Linked DNA regions of Mus musculus: region 1 is linked to region 2. The links are chromatin loops, found by intact Hi-C in ENCODE. Cell type or tissue: heart. All regions are shown on one strand. Each heading gives the region's core, and the rest is flanking DNA. Links, peaks and the distances in the headings are about the cores only. Region 1 holds the start of Tlr2 (toll-like receptor 2). Region 2 overlaps Mnd1 (meiotic nuclear divisions 1).

Region 1 (4,395 bases), core at 88-4,087, 280 kb after region 2:
GAGAGAGAGAGAGAGAGAGAGAGAGAGAGAGAGAGAACTTCTCTATAGGGCAGTGGTTCTCAACCCGTGGGTTGAGACCCCATGGTGGTTGCATATATATTTTCATTACTATTCTTAACAGTAGGAAAATTACAATTATAAAGTACCAACAAAAATAATTTTATGGTTGGGAGTCATCACAACATGAGGAACCGTACTGAAGGGTTGCAGGGTTAGGAAGGTTGACAACCTATAAGGACAAGGGATGTGGAGCTGAGGGGAAGAGACCCCCTGGGTTTAAGGGAAAAATTCTGACTTCAAATCTCAGCTGCTATTTCTGATTCACAGGACATTTTCTTGTGAAAATGGGGGTAAGGTTGCTTGCTCTGCATCCAATCTCGCCTTGCCGAGGTCAAATGGGATCACAGGCACCCGAGGCAGGTGATTAACTTGTTTTAAAGTAGGGGGTTTCCCCTTACAACTGGAATATGGAGCCACATCTCCACCATGAAGCAAACCAATCTACGCTGTTTTCAGAATCACTCTGCGATGCAGCTATGGGATAGAGAAAGGGAAGTACTTAGCTTCAAAGCCATAGATAGAAGTGGGGGCCCCGAATCTTCCCCATGCTTAGAAGGGGGGCTGTTCTGGGGGCCAAGGAAAGAGAAACATATCTGTGCCATCCTTATCCATTCATATCCCAAGCACAATGCTGCCATTCAGGTCTGCATGGAGGCTGGTAGACTCTGTTATCAGATGCTGAGCAGAAATGGATCCCAGAGACATAAGGGCAGGGGGACAAAGTGTTGAAAAGGAGGAGAAAGAGAAAATATTCCTGAGCCCAAGTTGCAACCTCTGAGGATGGAGAGATAGCAAAAGAGTTCAAAAGATGTGTTTGAGGGAGAAGTGAGATTCTGAGATTAGAGTAGTTAGAGTTAGGACCTGGGTCTTGGCAGCCCTGGCTGTCTAGCCTATCCTTTTGGGCCTCGATAGGGTATTTAAATGATTATCAGTAGACAGCAGAAAAGTAGCTATTCAGTGTAGCCACATCAGGAAGACAACTAAATAATGAGGGTGTACGACGCCCCCATCCTAAGTTCAGCATCCTGTCACCACAGGTTTAGATTTAGATAATACAGAAAGAATCCATAAGTAGGCAGTTTTGGTCAAGGTGTGCTATCCCCCCGAGTCATTCAGCCATCATTGTCCAGGCCTCCAGTGTTTTCCTCATGGTGAACTGATAAAAACTCCCTGTGACTGGCACAGGGCTGTAATTTTTTAACGTTTCCTAGCTGGAGCATTCCAATAACCAAAGAGAGTGCGTCTCTTCAGAATATCCTCTTCCTTCCAGAATCCTTGCAGCAGCTCAACTCAGCCAAAAGGCGAGCTGGGAGGCAGCTTTCTCTTTAGGACACCTGGGGAATTCCCACACGGAGCCTCTGGACTTTCAGTTCTGTTTTGCCTGCCCTGTGGCTCCTGCCAGCTCTGATGCCAGGCTCCGTTCCCCTTGCAGACCCCTGTGGGCGGCGCTTGCCGCACCGGGGGCGGTGCTGGCGACCGGGAAGTTCGGGGCCCTGACCTGGGGACATCCCCTTCCCTCACTTCCAGGTCTTCAGTCTTCCTAGGCTGGTGCCCAGATGGCTAGTGGGCACGGGGAGCGGCGGCTGGAGGACTCCTAGGTAGGTGGATCGGTCCTGCTGCCGGGTTGCTGCACCCCTCCCCGGACAGGGTCGAATCGACCGGGGCGGCCGCTGTGCTGTGCGGGGACCTGGTTTCCAAAGTGAAGCACCTGCGCCCCCAGCCGGGCGGATCAGCTTTGGGGCCAGATGTTTGTTTCCTGCTGTGATCCCTGCAGGAAGAGGGACACCCAGGGAAGAGGGGGCCACCGGAGAGCTGCAGCCACTGTCCCAGAGCCCGCGGCTGTGTGATCTGCGTCTTTACAGCCTTTCTGGCCCTGGGGTCACAGAAGGGAGTGTCTGTAGTGTCTCTGAACCCTGGGAAGCTAGGGTGAACGGTGACGCTGTCCCAACTTACATCCAGTCCACCCCTCTCTTGTCCCCAGGCTCCGGGCAGGCGGTCACTGGCAGGAGATGTGTCCGCAATCATAGTTTCTGATGGTGAAGGTTGGACGGCAGTCTCTGCGACCTAGAAGTGGAAAAGATGTCGTTCAAGGAGGTGCGGACTGTTTCCTTCTGACCAGGATCTTGTTTCTGAGTGTAGGGGCTTCACTTCTCTGCTTTTCGTTCATCTCTGGAGCATCCGAATTGCATCACCGGTCAGAAAACAACTTACCGAAACCTCAGACAAAGCGTGAGTGGAGTCTTTTAATAAGTATCTTATGACTTCTTCAGTCCTATAAACGAGAACCTTGTGTTTACATCTTAGATGTCAGGAAAAGGCTTTTCTAGTTTCAAAAAGGAGAAATATTATTTCGGGTGTAAAACGCTCAGATTGCCTGGAGGCTTTTGATCTGACAGAAAGTTCTTCAGCAAAGAGCAAATGGTAGGTAAGGTGGCTGGACTCAGACGGAGAGACCCTTTTCCTCCCCAAAAGGGAAATATTATGAGTACTGGAAAATATCTTATTTCACTACACTCGAAGTTTTTTGTTGTTTTTTTGTTTTTTTGTTTGTTTTGTTTTTGTTTTGTTTTGTTTTGTTTTTCTGTTCTAAGCAAAGAACACTTGCACCTTAAACCTTTAATTAGTGAATACAAAAACTGCCAGGCATTGACAGTATGTTTTGGAAGTTTCTAAGCTACCAAGTTTTTGTTTGTTTGTTTGTTCTAAATTTATAAGTTAACATTTAACGGGATAAGTGCCCAATGAAAAATCACCCTCCCATTTAAAGAAGTGAAGCTTAAGGGAGAACACTTAACATAGGGAAACAATTCAGAACGTTCATAATGCAACGATTGGAAGCCTCCACATATTAATTATATTGAATAGAAGGTACTTCACTTAAATGATCAAGTTAGTAGCGTCAGGAAAGAATTAACATCTACAACCTACAATCATAGGCTGGCTTAGCTTTTTTGAGATGGTCTCAGGCCTTATGCTGAGACCGCAACTCATCGTGTGATTGTGGATGTCTTTGAACTACTGACTTCCTGCCTCCGCCTGCCTGAGTCTAGGTGTCCACAACTGTGCCCTGTTTATTCAGTCCTGGGGGTCAAACACAATGGCATACTAGCAAAGTGCTACAGACAAGCTGCATCCCAGGCCCATCGCCTGCTGTGTCTGAGATAGATTCCTTAGGGGCACTAAAGGGGAAAATGTACAACCAGCTATCAAGAGAAGCTGTGGGAGGGAGGTGGAGAGGTGGATCTGCAGTAAGGAGTACTTGCTGATCTCTCAGAGGACCTGGGCTCAGTTCCCAACACCCACATGGTTATAGGGGCTCTCATGTCTTCATTTGGTCCACATGTGCACATTCAGGCAAAACACTCACACACTCATACCTATACCATACAGTGGCACTTGCCACCAGGCCTGATGACCCGAGCTCAATCCCCAGAACCACATGGTGGAAAGAGAGAACTGGCTTCCTCAAATTGTCCTCTAACTTCCACATTTGGGTAGTAGCGCACGTATGCCATCCCCCAACCATTACAGAAGCATAAAACATATTTTGGGAAATTGTTGCGTTATTTCACTGAGCAAATATGACCACAGCACGTGTGGTTGCATGGAACAGCTACAGGGTATAGGGCCCAGAAGGTGCCCTGGGAGACGAGCCTTGGATTCTCCCAGGAAAGCATACTGGGGAAGTGAGGCAAACTACCTTATTTCCTTTTCATTCATCTAAGTAGCCAATCTGGGATTGGACACAGCTTTCCGAGAACTTAACTCAGCAGAATGAGAAGGTTCTGGGGGCCTGAATGTCTCCCTCAATTTGGCAGACTATTGACGCCTCTCTGCCTAGGGCTCTAGACATTCCTTTTGTCTGGTAGTAGTAGGAGCAAGGCAGAGTGAGTAGGCTGTTTCCGTGCCCAGTGAGAGATCACGGACCAAGGGAGCAATGAGTTGAGTAAGAGACATCCTTGGTGAGCGTTAAAGATAGGAGCCCGCCACTAGAGAGCCATAGGCCACATCTAGTTCATTTCTTTAACTACTGACTTGTTCATTCTCATTCATCTGTTTATGTTCAACCCACATTTATTGAGTCCTGTGTTGTTGTTGTTGTTTTTGCCTCTCAGATGATTGTTTTTACGTTTCTTCATCTGCTATTGCTACTGTATATAACAAAATTAATTTTTAATTTTCATTCATGTATTGTGTTTGCCTGTAACTTATTCCTTGCATGAGGGAGAGAGACAGAAAGACAGAGAGACAGAGAGAATGTGAATAAGCGTGATAATAATGATATGTCCTCAGATACACTCACTCACATGAGCGTCATTTGTTTTAAGGTCAAAT
Region 2 (4,395 bases), core at 140-4,139:
GGCCTAAGAGTCTTGCCCTGCCCTACAGTCCCTTTCCTTCTGCCTGATAACATATGGCAGTGAAAATGATTTCCACCAAACAGTCAGGATTATTGGAACACTGGTGTAATATTGACTTTAAAAAAAAAAAAAAAAAAAAACTTAGCTTTGGGAATGAATGTTATGTGGGAACAATTAAGTGTGTATTTTTAACTTCATCATTTCATTTTTCTACCATTTTGCCTGAATTATACTTGACAGGATTCTGAGTAACAGATGCAATGTGTTACTGAAAAGGAGGTTCTGTAATCAAAAGAATTTGGAACCCTGGGTTCACACAAGTAGCTAGTTTGAATTCTTGGAGCCTTTAAATATGCAAGTCTTCCTTATCCAGTTTCCTTGAGCTATTAGTGTTCCATGAAACACACTTTAGTAAATTCTGTCCAAGTTTATGGTGTCACTTCAGCAAATTAAGACTGTATGCACTGCCACAGAGTGCCCTCTCAAGTTTGAATTCATTCTGGTTGCCTGAGATAATCTCAGCTTGCAAATTGCATTGCAGCTTGTGTAGACCTCTGCTGGTGTCAACAGGTTCTTTTTTCCTGGTTAAATACACCTGCATGGAGTCTCTGAAGAGCCCAGCTGACATTCCTTAGCCTTAAGAACCCTCTCACCAGGCACTTAGAAACAGACAACTTGGTTAGTATATTTGTAGTGTCTGTCTTACAGGTTATGCATCTATTTTTTTCTACCCAGTTAGCTTACTTCAGATCTGTCTCTGAGAGACATTGGCAAGCAAGAATTTTCCAAGCTACAGAAGTTCACATTGCCCTGATATTTTAAAAATAGTCACATTGGCATTTTTCCAAAATAAATTTGTATATAACTCACTTAAAACCAAATACTATTAACATTCTTAAAGCATATAGCATTTTTACTTTTAATTCTTTGTATATGGGTGTGATTGGGTCAGGTCTCCTGGAGCTGGAGTTATAGGCAGCTTGGGTCTTGAGGAAGAGCAGTACAGCATCTTAATGTCTGAGATGTCTCCCTCTCCTCTCTTGCTCTATTGCTGACATTCTTATGTATGAGTAAACAAATGGGAGAAAAGGAATTCAAATTGGCTTCCATAATAGGGATTCATTATCAGAGGTAAGAATCTAGAGGTAGCCTTCTCAAGGGTGGCTAATTGCACTACACTTTATCTAGACTGCCTTTGACATTTGACTTTCCCTGTTTGGTTCTAAGTACTTACTGAGACTCCTAAGTCCTCTCTCAACAGTGCCCAGAAAATAGACTTCCCATCCCCTCCCACCCCACCCCTCTCTTTGTCTCTGTCTCTCCCTCTCTTCCTCTTCCTCCCTGTTCATCCCCACTCCACCCCCCCCCCCCCGAATCTTTTATATAAGAGGAAAATGTCAGCATGCCCCTTTGCCCAGGCAGGCGTCTGTTTCGGTCTCATTGGCAGAGTCTGAGTTGACAGGCTTATACTGAAAGATTGTTCTGGGAGCATCCTGTTCTTTCAGAGCACATTACCACTCTAGACTGAACAGAAATTGGAGCTCTGTTAATAGTGAAAGGCTTTGTAGGAGCAACTAAGAGATTCTGCCAAATAACATCCATATGTATTTAAAGCCTTTTAAGCCGGGCATCCTAGCTGCTCGGAAGGCTGAGGTAGGAGGGTATTTAGAGGCCACCCTGGACAATGCAGCAAGCCTCTGTCCCTCCACCTCAAATGAAGATGTGCTTTTAAGTTGAATATTATTTCTATCTCTTGTTGTGTCAGATACCAAAGAGTTAAATACTGTTTGCAGAGATAGGGTGACTGGAATATTAGAGATGGGAGAAGGAAATATGCATGTATTTTATTGATAAACAATTTGAAATAATTGAAAAACAGTCAATGGTTAAAGCTGTTGAAATGCATGCATTTGATGCTAGTTTTAAGTTGTCAGAGATTTAGAAAAAAAAGTTTACCATTTGCTTTGCTCTTGTGTGCTTTGCTCTTCAGGCTAGGCTTCCAGACTTCCCTAGAAATTACTCTTCTTTGCCGTCGGAGCTTCATGGTGTGGTTGAAAAGGGTGACCCTGTACTAGTTATCGAATTCCATAGTCCCTGCTCCAAACACTATTCTGTGTTTCCCAGGAGATACAGGCTTGTGAGCATCATTCTAGACAAATATAAATCAACCAGTCTGGAAAAGACCCAGTCCACAATAGCCAGACCTTAATGCCCTGCCACCAGGTGGTGGCAGAGTGTCAAAAACCATGCATGCCATTAAAAACCCTCATTTCAGTTTGTTTGCAATATTTGCCCCAAAAGGCCATCAGTATTTTATAAATTTTAGTATTTACATTCTAGTAGCAACTCCAGCTGCTCTGTATTTTATAGCCATTTCATAAAAATTAACCCTGTCAGCTGCATTTGTGTTTAAAGTGAGCTTTTGACTCAGGGCATGCATGGTTCAGACTTAATGATTTCACTTGATCACATTCAGATACAGAGTCTATCAGTTCCCTAGTATTTATATTGATTTATAACCATGACTTGCCTACATTATAATTTTTTTCTAACCAACTTAATTTTAGACTAGATATAAAACAGTCTCAACTTTGAAATTTGCTGATTTTCATATTTTCAAGGCTATACATTTACATGTTGACTAACCTTTAACACTTCAAGATACTTCAGTGGTAGTCTCACTGGCATCATTGCCTGTCATCTAGTAGCACCCAAACCAAATTTAAATCTTAACAAACAAATGAAGAAAAGTACAACACACTTCCTAGGACAATGGGGCAGCATACACTTTGAGGATGCCCATTGTAAAAACGTCAGTTTGTGTCTGTCTAGCTAATTGATGATGACCAATAGCCGCTTGATTTTTATCAATAATTTTTAGTTCATGTAATAAGGAAACCAATAAAGGACTAAAAATATAGTTGAGTGGAGATACCAGCAATTGACAGTGGCCTGTCGCTGCTTGCAGTATCATCACTAAGCTTTTCTTTCTTAGTAAGTAAGATTTGTGCCTGTCAGAAAACTGAACAAATACAATGTTGCTGTAGTTGAACATTGGTGTTGCTAGGAATAGACAAGAGAGTAAGGCTGTGTGGAGAAGCCTAAATGGAACGCATGTGAGGGTTGGATGTGAACACTGTCTCCACAGAATTATCAGCAGATCTCTGTACACACCTGCGATGTGCATGACCACTCACAGACAGCATGAGCAATACATAATACATAAGTATTTAACAATGAAAAACACGTATGGGTTGAGGGTATAGCTAGCTTTAGATTGCATATTTAGCATACTTAAGGGTCTAGGTTCAATTCTCAGCACTACAAGGAAAAAACTTGATTCATAAAAATGTGAAGATTTATTAAATATCAATAACTGAAATCAGTCCAAGGGGTTGGGTGGCTCAGGGTATAAGGCACTTGCCATCTATTCATAAGGACCTGAGTTCAAATCTCCAGAACACATGAAAAACTGGATGAGATAGCACATAACTGTGATCCCCAAATACCCACAGCACTGATAGGCAGAGGCTGTCCCTGGAAGCTCCTGGACATCTGCCCAGCAGATGCAGAAGTAAACAAAGAGGCCCTGTCTCCAGGTGGAAGGTGGTAAGTGCTACAGCATAGATGATCCTTGAGACATTCTAAGTAAAATAAGCCACTCCCAGACTCTCTAACATACCCAGGGTCATAGGATCAGAGATGCCCTGAGCAGAACTTGGGCGCTAACTCACACAGTCAGTCCCAGAACACCCAGAAGAAGCTCCACTCCCAGGGGCTCTAACACACCCAGGACCACAGGATCACAGGTTCCTAGGATCCCAGGAGCTTGGTCACACCAGGGCCTAACAGAAACAGAAACTAAACAGAGACACCGTGAAACTAACAGAAGTTTTGAACAAATGGATCTAACAGATGTTTATAGAACATTTCCTCCTAAAGCAAAAGAATATACCTTCTTCTCAGAACCTCATGGTACGTTCTCCAAAATTGACCATATAATTGGTCATAAAACAGGCCTCAACAGATACAAGAAGATTGAAATAATCCCATGCACCCTGTCAGATCACCATGGGCTAAGGCTGGTCTTAAATACCAACAAAAACAACGGAAAGCACACATACACATGGAAGCTGAAAATCCCTCTGCTCAATAATAACTTGGTCAAGGAAGAAGTAAAGAAAGAAATTAAAGGCTTTTTAGAATTTAATGAAAATGAAGACACATCATACCCAAACTTATAGGACACAAAGCAGTGGTAAGAGGAAAACTCATCGCTCTAAGTGCCTCCAAAAAGAAACTGAAGAGAGCTTACACTAACAACTTGACAGCACACCTGAAAGCTCTAGAACAAAAAGAAGCAAATTCACCCTAGAGGAGTAGAAGGCAGAAAAT

Evidence for each region. A loop is a pair of places that touch in the nucleus more often than their neighbours do. Peaks named below come from ENCODE experiments on the same cell type or tissue, not always from the same donor. Only the 100,000 strongest peaks of a DNase experiment are listed, where the experiment ranks them.
Region 1: it touches region 2 in a loop (5-fold over the local background); 2 of 42 quality-filtered maps call a loop at or near these places.

What each region holds. Positions count from the first base shown.
Region 1 is chr3:83,838,783-83,843,177 of GRCm38, reverse strand. It overlaps Tlr2 (toll-like receptor 2), which reads left to right and starts at 1,570. Exons shown (of 3, transcript NM_011905.3): 1 at 1,570-1,658; 2 at 2,042-2,289; 3 at 4,389-4,395. In heart, for the core only: a CTCF peak has its summit at 1,779; DNase peaks (open chromatin) are centred at 1,657 and 3,537; H3K4me3 peaks cover 1,322 bases; H3K27ac peaks cover 888 bases.
Region 2 is chr3:84,121,484-84,125,878 of GRCm38, reverse strand. The region is part of intron 4 of Mnd1 (meiotic nuclear divisions 1); the gene reads left to right. Among named protein-coding and RNA genes, the nearest start is that of Mnd1, 32 kb to the left of the region's middle. In heart, for the core only: a CTCF peak has its summit at 2,224 (motif pointing right); no DNase peak of the experiment used is centred there.